Regions from separate parts of the Homo sapiens genome. Here region 2 is linked to region 1. The links are chromatin contacts, found by Hi-C in ENCODE. All regions are on one chromosome and are shown on one strand. Each heading gives the region's core, a stretch centred on a gene start or an enhancer-like site at or near the end of the contact. The rest is flanking DNA. Distances are from core to core; before and after follow the strand shown. Region 1 overlaps TMEM116 (transmembrane protein 116). Region 2 holds the start of SH2B3 (SH2B adaptor protein 3).

Region 1 (5,386 bases), core at 1,636-4,135:
GAGGCAGAGCTTGCAGTGAGCCGAGATCGCACCACTGTACTCCAGCCTGGTGACAGACCAAGTCTCTGTCTCAGAAAAAAAAAAAAAAAAATTAAAGAGTAAAGATAACATTATTTTTTTGCTTCTCTGAATTTTCAAAATATTCTATAATATAGTGTTTTTAATATGAAAAAAGATAAAAGCTATTGTTTCAAAATGTAACAATAAACAAATACGTCTCCACTTCCCAAGGTGAATCATCTTTGTTTCTATCTAGATCTGAGTGTGCCTTTCTTGCAAGGTGCAGTGACAGTCTTGTAGCACTCACCTGTCCAACTGCTTGTAGGTTATAGCAGATGATGTCCTTATTTGCTACTGAAGCTCCATAGAGAAGTGTCTCCGTGAGCCAGCAAAGTCCCAGGAGCAGGTCACAGAAGCTCAGATAAAAAAGTGGTCTTATCTGTCAAAGTAATAAAATCCTCATTTCATATGTGATGTAGCTAGGAGAATGTTAACAATGTAACAGTTCTTACATTTTATGTTTCTAGTAGGAAACTGACATCATTTTTCTGGGGCCTCTGCCATTGGTTGATTGTGGGCAATGCAAGGGAAGACTACAGATAGGAAGGAATCTATAACCACTATAACCACAGTTATCCCAACTGTTCTGGAATCAGAGTACTCATGGATAGATTAGTACTGAACCTTCTTACTCACAGGGACACTCCTTTCTTAGGTATAGGGTTAAAAAAAGAGTGGAAAGATGAGAAATTTTGTGGTGGAGATGTACCACAAGGAGACAATTGAGAGTGCTTTAGTGGCACAGGCAACATCTTCTACTTTTTTTTTTTTTTTTTGGAGACAGAGTTTCGCTCTGTCGCCCAGGCTAGAGTGCAGTGGCACGATCTCGGCTCATTGCAAGCTCTGCCTCCTGGGTTCACACCATTCTCCTGCCTCAGCCTCTCAAGTAGCTGGGACTACAGGCGCCCAGCACCACGCCTGGCTAATTTTTTGTATTTTTAGTAGAGATGGGGTTTCACCGTGTTAGCCAGGACGGTCTCGATCTCCTGACCTTGTGATCCACCCTCCTCGGCCTCCCAAAGTGCTGGGATCACAGGCATGAGCCAAACATCTTCTAAATATAAGAAATGAGGTATTCTGCTAAGTGTTTAGGGATGTGGCTGAGGACTTAAAGAAAATGAAAACGTTTACAGTAATAAAAAGTCAGGGTAAAAAGTCAGTAATACTGAAAAATGTCAGAATGAACTGTATGTGTTGCCTTTCGGTTTCTGACCACACTGGTGAAATTTGTCTCTTCTTATTCTTCTCCTTTTGGCATCCCCATTCCCACTTATCTAAAAATAGTTTTGGTCCTATGGAGAAAATTATAAACCATTTATTGAGGGACTCCTAAAGATTAAATGCAATCTCAATGAAATCTCAACCTATTTTCCTGTGGAACTTGACAAGCTGACTCTGAATCTGATGTGGAAGTACAAAATATCACCCTGTGAGCCACAATCCAAGGGAGTAACAGTGGGGTGTTTGCCATCTTAGGGAGAAGCTCTCATCCATGGCACACCTGGCATGGGTGAACTCCTTCAATGTGCCACACCTGCAGCTGGTGGACGATGGCCTCACGGACCTCCACAGCGGTCCCACAAGACCCGCAAGGCCCCCCCACTGCTCTCTTAACCTGGCAGCTGCTGCCTTATAAAAGTACAGTTGTGAATTTGACTCCACGAAGTATTATGCATTGTGTGGCTCTCGTGGGGTCTTAGGTTGTGGTCTGACACACACTGCGGTCATTCCCCTGGGTTTAGTGAAATGCTGTATGCAGGTGGACCCCCAAAAGTAGAAGGGCATATTTAATGGATTCTCAGTTACACTTAAGGAGGATGGTGTTCATTCTTTGGCTAAAGGACAGGCTCTGACTTTCATTGGCCACTCCATGCAGGTGTTCTGCAAGTTTGGCTTTTATGAAGTCTTTAAAGTCTTGTATAGCAACATACTCCCAGAGCATGTTATCTCTGGTGCACATCACTGTATTTGGCTGCCTCTGCCAGTGCTGAATTCTTTGCTGTAATTGCCCTATGGAAGCTGCTAAGGTTCAAATTCAAACCCAACCAGGTTAGACCAAGACTTTGAGGGATGCAGCTCCCAAGATGTATAAGGAAGAAGGCCTAAAAACATTCTACAAAGGGGTTGCTCCTCTCTGGATGAGACAGATAGCATATGCCATGATGAAGTTTGCCTGCTTTTAAGGTACTGTTGAAGCATTGTACAAGTTTGTGGTTCGGAAGCCCTGTGGTGAATGTTCAAAGACAGAGGAGCTGGTTGTAACATTTGTAGCAGGTTACATACCTGGAGTGTTTTGTGCAATTGTTTCTCACCCTGATGATTCTGTGGTATCTGTGTTGAATAAAGAAAAAGGTAGCAGTGCTTCTCAAGTCCTCCAGAGACTTGGATTTAAAGGTGTATGGAAGGGAATGTTTGTCTGTATCATTATGACTGGTACTCTGACTGCACTACAGTAGTTTATCTATGATTCTGTGAAGGTCTACTTCAGCCTCCCTTGCCCTCCCCCAAGATGCCAGAATCTCTGAAGAAGCAGCTTGGGTTAACTCAGTGACAGATCAAAGCAAATGTGGACTGAAACTGCTTGTTGATCAGTGTTGAAGAACGTACAAAAGGAACTTTCATATATTTGACAGTGTAGGAAATTGTCTATTCCTGATATAATTACTAGAGTACTTTCACTTAAGTCAAGAGTTTCAAATTTACTATTGAAATAAACCCAACTCTTCAGGAAAAAAAGAAAGAAATATAAAATATTAAGATAACCAAGACACTCTTGAAAAAAAAAGAAGAACTTGCCCCACCTCATCTTAAGACTTATCGTGGGATCTGGCCAGCAGCCCGCAATGCAACGGGGCTCTTTCTTTGTTCCCAGGTGGATCGGCAGGTCGAGAAATAAAAGACACACACAAAATAGTGAAAGCTGGGTCCAGGGCGTCACCGCCTTCTGGTCCTGTGATGCCGCCAATGCACTGGATATACTGGCATTTATTATTAAGTTTAGTGAGGGCGGGGGTAGGTTAGTGAGGGATTTAGGGGGTCATTTGATTATGAGGTGAGATGATCACATGGGGATGAAGTAATTCTTTAATGTAACATCGGTATGCATAAGTACAGTATACAGAGATAAGAATTTACAACATAGTGTGTGTGTCAGCAATTTCTAACAGAGCCTTAAAACAGAAACACAGTCTATCCATAACCTATGTTTAGTAAGATACTAATCAGCAGTAATATTTGCAGCAAAAGCTGGTTGCAAACAATCAACAGAAACAGGATGTGAAACAACCGGTTAGACCACAAATTCTCAGAAGGGAGTATGCCTTAACCCTAAAGAGACCCAGAAAAGCCGTGGCAAGATAAGGGCGTTTATAACCCTATCTTATCCATATGAACAAGCGCCCCTCATGTGTCTATTTATAGGCTCTCCACAAGGGTTGCATTGCATTCCCAGAGCTATGAACATCTGCTTTTCTGGGATAGTAATCTTGGTGATGTGAAACCTCCCTGACTGCACGTCCGTTTATAGGCTCTCTGCAGGGAGAAGCACATCACGCACTGTTGGCTCATTCTGGCAGCCAAACCTTGCATTGTCTTTACAAAATCCTGCATGCAATTTTGTATTTACAATAATCAGGAGCATTTCATCTTTTATTCCATAGCAATAGTTTCAGGAGGTCTCCCTACAAAAACTAACATAGACCTAGAGTGAAGATACTGTGGTACTAGTACAGGGATGGACAAATAGGTGAATAAAATGAAAATAGCCCAAATTAAACCCAGCAATATATATATAGATCTCTGATGTATGACATAAGTGGCTTTTTCAATCAGTGGAAAAGAGACAGTCTTTTCAAAATATGAAGCTAGAACAATTGGGTATCCATACAGGAAAAAAAAATGAAATTAGGCCCCTACTTTGTATCTCACACTACACTCAAAAAATCAGTTCTAGGACGGGCATGGTGGCTCACGTCTGTAATCTCTGCACTTTGGGAGGTGGGCAGATCACCTGAGGTCAGGAGCTCAAAACCAGCCTGGCCAACATAGTGAAACCCCATCTCTACTAAAAATACAAAAATTAGCTGGGCATGGTGGCGGGCGCCTGTAATTCCAGCTACTCAGGAGGCTGAGGCAGGAGAATCATTTGAACCCAGGAGGCGGAGGTTGCAGTGAGCCGAGATCATGCCACTGCACTCCAGCCTGAGCGACAGAGTGAGACTCCATCTAATCAGTTCTAGGTCAGGCTCAGTGACTATATGACTATAATCCTAACATTTTGGGAGGCCGAGGCAGGAGGACTGCTTGAGCCCAGGAGTTCAAGACCAGACTGGGAAACATGGTGAGACTCCATCTCTACAAATAAAATAAAAAATAAAAAAATTAGCTGGGCATGGTGACACACACTTGTGGTCTCAGCTACTTGGGAGTCTGAGGCAGGAGGATCACTTGAGCCCAGGAGGTCAAGGCTGCAGTGAGCCATGATTGCATCACTGCACTTCAGCCAGGGAAACAGAACAAGACCCTGTCTCAAAAAAAAAAAAAAAAAAAAAAATCTATTCCAAGTAGTTTAAAGACCTAAATGTGAAAGGACAAAAACTGTAAACCTTTTTTTTACATTCTATAGGAGAATGTCTTCAATTTTTGTTTAGGGAAAATTTTCCTAAACAAAACACAAAAAGTACTAAAAGAAATAATGAAAAAAATCAACCACATTAAAATGAAAAATTGAGTCTGTGTCAAGACACCATAAAGAAAGTAAAAAGACATACCACAAAATAGAAGATATTTGTAACACATATAACTGACAAAGGATCCAAACTGTGTTTTAAAAAAATTACTAAGTAGTAAGAAAAACTCAACAGAAAAACAGGCAAAAATATTTAACAAAAGAGGAAATCCAAATGGCCATAAACATATGCAAATATGCCCTACTTTATTAGTAATAAAGGAAATGAAAAATTAAAACCACAATAAGAAAATAATTACACACCCATGGCAAAAATTTTAAGTCTGATAACAGCAAGTATTAACGGGAACAAAAAGCAACAGGACACTTTATACACTGCTGGCACAACCAGTTGGAAAAGAGTTTGACATTAATTTAGGGGCAGTGGAAATCCTATGACAATTCTGATATTGGGCAAATATACTAGATAAGCTTATGCATTTGCGCACCAGAAAACATGTACAAGAATGCTTATAGCAGCATAATGTACAAGAATGCTTATACAATAATGCTTATGTACAAGAAAACATGTACAAGAATGCTTATAGCAGCATAAGCAGGTAAATAAATTTTAGTATATTCATACTACAGAATACCAGA
Region 2 (5,968 bases), core at 2,691-5,190, 590 kb before region 1:
CTCAACCCAATGGGGTCAGTCCTGTCACTGTCCCCATTTTCCAGATGAGGAAACTGAGGCCCAGAGAATCTATGTGACTGCACAGCTAGGAGATACAGAACAGAGAACTCTTTTTTTTTTTTTTGGAGACGGAGTCTCGCTCTGTTGTTGCCAGGCTGGAGCACAGTCGCGTGATCTCAGCTCACTGCAACCTCCCCTTCCTGGGTTTAAGCGATTCTCCTGCCTCAGCCTCCCGAGTAGCTGGGACTACTGGCACCCGCCACCACACCCGGCTAATTTTTGTATTTTTAGTAGAGATGGGGTTTCACCATATTGGCCTGGCTGGTCTTGAACTCCTGACTTTGTGATCCACCGCCTCAGTCTCCCAAAGTGCTGGGATTACAGGCCTAAGCCACCGCGCCTGGCCCACTTTTTGAATTTTTATGAGTATATAGTAGGTGTATATATTTATGGAGTATGTGAGGTATTTTGATACAGGCATGCAATGTGTAATTATCACATCAGGGTAAATGAGGTATCCATCACCTCAAGCACTTATCATGTATTTGTGTTTGTACTAGTTAACTTTTGTTGTTATTTAAATTATTATTAATACGAATTGCTAATATGAATATTAATAGCATTGATCATTGTTAATTTATTGCTGTTGACTCGTGTTGTAATCGTTATCTTTTTAATTTTTTTTTTTTTTTTTTGAGACGGATTTTCACTCTTGTTGCCCAGGCTGGAGTGCAATGGTACGATCTCGGCTCACCGCAACCTCCACCTCCCGGGTTCAAACAATTCTCCTGCCTCAGCCTCCTGAGTAGCTGGGATTACAGGCATGCGGCACCACACCTGGCTAATTTTGTATTTTTAGTAGAGACGGGGTTTCTCCATGTTGGTCAGGCTGGTCTCGAACTCCCGACCTTGGGTGATCCGCCTGCCTCGGCCTCCCAAAGTGCTGGGATTACAGGCATGAGCCACCGCGCGTGGCCTGTAATTGTTATTAATCCTGTGAGTCTCCGGCTTTCTGGAACTTGGCCAGCAGGAGGTGTTGGTGTTTTTCACAGCAAGAAGGAAGGGCGGTTGGACCTGCTCCCCTAAGACGGCCTGGCTTGTTTCCGGGAGCTACGGATCAGTCATGGGAATTTGAATAACCCTTTCTCTCCTTAGGTCCCAGTGACCTGCCGAGTGGGAAGAGCCGTGGCTGGCCGGCCTCCCAGTGGCGACGACGACCTCGCTGTGTTCGTGGCAGCGGCACTCTCAAATCTGGGCACGGTGATGGGAAGGTTATTTGTTGGAATCCCTTTGCCTTTCCAAGGGAAAATAAACACAAAAAGTGAGAAGTCTTGGGGTCTCAGCGAGCGCCAAAACAAAAAACTGGACTCTGGCGGGGATGTGGGCAAGAAGCGACTAAGCGAGGAAGGAAACCAGTTTGGGCCTCCGAGAAATCTGGCAGGCGAGAAGGTTTGAACCGTGATTAAAAAGGGGAAGAACCACAAGTCCCAATTTAAGTCAGCAGAGCTGCTGTCTGGGCAGTGAGAGGGAAAGTGCTTGTGGCTGGCAGATTTCAGCAGCCATTTGGCATTGGCTGGGTACCGGGCTGCTCTGTGGGTGCTGCCTGGCAGCTGCATGGCTACAGACAAGTAACTGTTCTCTCTTGGCCGCAGTGTCCCCAGGTATAAGAAAGTGATCAAATAATATGGGATGATCCATTCAGACTTTTTTTTTTTTTTTTTTTAGAGACAGAGCCTACCTCTGTCTCCCAGGCTCGAGTGCAGTGATGCAATCTTGGCTCACTGCAGTGTCCACCTCCCAGGTTCAAGCGATTCTTCTGCCTCTGCCTCCCCAGTAGCTGGGACTACAGGTGCGTGCAACCATGCCTGGCTAATTTTTGTATTTTTAGTAGAGACAGGGTTTCACCCTGTTGACCAGGCTGGTCTCAAACTCCTGACCTCAGGTGATCCGCTGGCCTCAGCCTCCCAAAGTGCTGAGATTGCAGGTGTGAGCCACTACACCCGGCCTCGTTTAGACTTCATTGACATTCCCCCACCCCACCCCTCTTCCCACATCCTCAGATGCCGTGTGAACAGCTTGAATCCCACACTCCACAGGTCCTTCTCCTCACAACCCTCCATGGCACCCTACTGCCTTCAAAATAATTCCCAAAGTCCCCACCAAGACCTTCAAGACACCATGTGATGGGCCCACCTTTGAAACATCATCTCTTACCAGTATAGGTGTCACCACTGCCTTTATGACTTTATTCCAAAGCACCACATGTATTCCCACCTCAGCACCTTTGCACATGCTGTTCCTTTGGCCTGGAATGCTCTTCCCTCAGACGTTATAGCACCTGGATCCTTCTTGTCATGGAGGGTTCTAAGCTCACATGTTAGTTCCGCAGAGGTGTCCTTCCTGAGCCCTGGATCTAAGACATCCCCTTCCAGCTCTCCATCCCGTAACTGTTTTGTCATTGTCATAGCTGATCCCACTTGCTTATTCGTGCCTTATGTCCCCCCACTAGAATATCAGCTCCACGCAGGCAGGGATATCTGTGTTGTTCACTGCTGTGTTCCCAGCGCCTAGAACAGTGCCTGGAAATGTGCGGAAAGCAGATTTTTGTGGCCTTTTTCTTCAAGGTCATTGGACACCAGGAATCCTGTAGCAGACCGCTCCCTTCCCCCATCTACTCGGAGTCTGGAAATCCCCACCTTCTGGGGAACCCCTTCCTGTAGTTCTAAGGTCAGGACTGGGGCCGATTTGTTTAACACAGAGAGCTTCCTGGAGCCAAGCCTCGAGCTAACTGCTTTAATGCATTAACTCACTTAATTCTCACTGCCAGGAGAGTGGGTACACATTATTTCCATTTCATAGGCAAGGAAGTGGAGAGGTACGGAGAAGTCAAGTCATTTGCCCGGGTAGGAAGAGGGGGAGGCAGTGGAATGGAGACACTTGCTGCCTGGGAAGACTCGAGGTGGCCCCTCCAAGCTGGGGGCGTGGGCGACTTGTTTCCTGTTGGGGGAGGGGGAGAAGAGTACATTCCTCCCTCCCCGCCCTCCCACATGTTGGGGGAGAGGCTGGCTGAGAGCATGTCCCACTCCGGACTAGGGGGAACCCCACTGTCCGTCTCAGCTCCCCATGAGGCCGTGGAGAAAATGTAAGTAGCCCGGGGGCGGGCAGGGGGGTGGGCGCAGAGGCCACGGAAGCCAGCGGTCGGAGAGGGCTTCCTGGAGAAAGATGCACCCCTCCTAGAATTGGGGGACAGGACGGGCGGCCGGAGCGAGGCTGGGCTATACGGGCACCGGCTGTAGCAAAGGCAAAGCTGAGGGCTGGGGCCAGAACCCAAATCGGGGGCCTGGGGCCGTGGCGGGTCGGGTCAGCATGATCGCAGATAGTCAGGGTCGGGCAGGGCTGGGCTCCCTCCCTGGGGCGATGATGAAAGCCGTGGTCGCTATTGCACCGCCCAGCCCTGCGGGCACTGATAAGGCCCTGCAGGAGGGAGTCAGCAAGGGCGCGCCCCCTGGAGGCCAGGCCCCTCGACCCTGCCCGCCCTAGGCCCCGCCCCTTCATCTGGCCCCGCCTCCAGGCGCTGAGGCACCTGGTGACCTGCCGGCGTTGAGTGGGTGGGGCTAAAGTCGCCCCGCCCCTCCGATCCTCACTTCTATCTTCAGACTGTGGGACGCGAAATCGGGTGGGCACGTGGTGGGCGTGGCTTCGCAAGGCCTCGCCTTTTTCCGGACCCGCGCCAGGAGAGCCCTCCGACCCTGGCAGCCGCGGACTAGCGGGATTGGTAGGCGGGGCCAGTCCGGGCTCCGCCCTCATGGCCCGCCCCTCCAGCCGAATCTCCGACTCGCGCGCGGCCTGAGGCGTGGCTCCTGGTGGCCCCGCCCCTGCCCCGCCCCTGTCGCGGCCGGCCTCCCCCGCCGGGCTCCGCTCGCACGGCCGGTTCCTCTTTACATAACGGCGCGGGGCGGCATGGGCCCGGGCCACCGCCTCCGCCCGGCTGCCCGCCCGGACTGTCGCGGCCCGCGGTGGCGACGGCGGCCGCTGCAAAGTTTCCCCGGCGGCGGCGGCCCGGGGGCGCATCCTCCCGCAACTGTCAAGCGCTGGCGGCGGAAATGATGAGGCGCTGGCCATTTTCCGAGCCCGGGTTTCCTGCCTGAGCCCCGCTCGAGCGAGCCGCGAGCGAGGAGCCGGCGGGCGGGAGAGGACGCGCCCAGGGCGGGGGCCCGCCCGCCCCCTCGGGATTTCGAGGGCCCGGGGGCGCGCGACGCCATGGGCCGGCCGGGCCCAGAGCTCCTGTCTCTCAGGTGAGCCCGCGTTTGCCCGCGCTCCCCTCCTCCGGGGCCGGGAGGGCTTTTGTGGGGAAAGAGGAGGCCCCGTGTCCAGTTCTGCCCGGGCTCTGCGCGTCACCCCCAGCCCAAAATACTGCCCTGCAGCCAACTCGGATGGAGGCGTTCCGGGGTGACGGCTCCCAGCGCCTACGACCCCCCACTCAGCCACTACCCCCACCCACACACGTGTTAGGGAGAGCGTTGGGGTAACTGAGGCCGTGGGATGGGGGAGAGGGCATCGCTGACGCCCCCAGCCCACCCTACGGTAGCCTCGCCGGTTGGGGGCGGCCCTCCCCTCAACTTGTGCCTGGGGAGGAGCGGTCAGGGGTCACCCATTGCTACCCTGAAAGTGAAAGTAGTCAAACTGAGGCTGTGAGCACAGATGAGCCCTTGGGTGTGGGGGCAGCGGGGGAGGATGCGCCGGCCCCTCCCCACTCCCCATTCCGGGCCATGTGGCTAAGAGGGTAGCGCCCTGATTCAGGAAGCCCCTCTCCCCAGTTCCTGCACTGCCGAGGTCGACCGGGCCAGGCCCCCGCATGCTGCTGAATTGGGCGGTTCACCAGGGCTAGGCGTCCCAGAGACAGGTTTCTGGTATTGATCCTCTCACACCTCTTGCCTGGGGTTCCCTGGGAATCCCCCGACCAAAAAACGTCTGGAGTGGGTGTTGGTCTTCTAGATCCGCACGGTAGGGATGGTATTTCAGAGGTCTCTGATGCCTGGTGCAGAAATCCCCTTCCCTCCCTTCCCTCCCTCCGGCCAGGGGAGCTTTGTTTTGAGGGAGGGGGACTGCATTTGAGGAACTGGAGAGGAGGGTCTGCCTGCCTGTCCCGCTTCTTTTTTTCTTTAGTTTCCTCATTCTCCTGTTTCTCTTCCCCATTCCCAGCCACAATGATGTAGGTGAGGAGGTCACTGCCTGCAGCTGGGGGCCTCCAGGGAGGGGCACGGCCAGGCTGGGCTGAGTGGGAGGAAGTGAAATCTGGTGGGGGGTTCAGAGCAGAGGCCCCGGCAAGGCAATGTCGGCAAGGCCAGCTTTGGTGGCAGGAGGGACCGAGATCTGACCCGCAGCCCCTCGCCGGGGAGATGACAGTTCCCTAACACCGGCTAGCAGCCAGGCCTCAGGGCCCCTGCCAGGGCAGTGGGCCTGTGGGTCTCCAGGGATGCAGGCGCAGGTTGTGTCTGGGTTTCCCATCACTGACCTGGCTGCCTGAGTGGAAACAGCTCTGGAGGCTCCTCGGGACCTGCCCTCGTGGAGGGAGAGCCGTCAGAGGCCACCTGGGCAGGCTGGGCTCGGAGGATGAGAGCCAGGGCCTACTGGGGGAAGTTGGAAGGGTTTTTAGTGCACTTTTCCTGAGCCTTTTCCCACTACCCCCTCTGGGAGGGAAAATCCTTCTGAGCCAAAGGGTGAGCATTCCTAGAACTTTTGTGAGTCCCTGTGGGCCACAGAGCGGCCAGCTGGGAAGGGGCTGGCTCAGAGCATCAGCAGCTGGGGGCTCAGGGTCTGCAGGGGCTCAGCAGGAAGTGGAGGAGGATAGTGAGGAGGGTCCTGGAGACTGTGCTTTGCTACTCCTATTGCCTTCGTTCAGCTGAAGGCGTGGGCAAGTGACTCTGCCCTCAGTTTCCCTCTGTGTAAAATGGGGGAGTAACAGGTT

Evidence for each region. Hi-C counts contacts between places; a loop is a spot of excess contacts on that map. Pooled maps may share reads with other maps.
Region 2: a pooled map shows a loop between it and region 1 (5-fold over the local background). The contact joins the promoter of SH2B3 here to the enhancer-like site in region 1. A Hi-C loop is called at or near these places in 4 of 37 single-sample maps with no recorded cell type and 5 of 50 pooled maps.

What each region holds. Positions count from the first base shown.
Region 1 is chr12:111,991,451-111,996,836 of GRCh38, forward strand. It overlaps TMEM116 (transmembrane protein 116), which reads right to left. Exons shown (of 11, transcript NM_001193531.2): 4 at 308-439. It also overlaps the pseudogene SLC25A3P2. Among named protein-coding and RNA genes, the nearest start is that of TMEM116, 19 kb to the right of the region's middle. RefSeq lists a silencer at 515-809. Within about 2 kb of position 2,886, at least 3 of the 41 ENCODE cell types and tissues checked have a DNase peak (open chromatin) inside an H3K27ac peak, as active enhancers do.
Region 2 is chr12:111,401,983-111,407,950 of GRCh38, forward strand. SH2B3 (SH2B adaptor protein 3) reads left to right here and starts at 3,941. Exons shown (of 8, transcript NM_005475.3): 1 at 3,941-4,295. LINC02356 (long intergenic non-protein coding RNA 2356) reads left to right here. Exons shown (of 4, transcript NR_187522.1): 4 at 1,156-1,328. RefSeq lists an enhancer at 1,148-1,397 and silencers at 3,420-3,579, 3,700-4,279.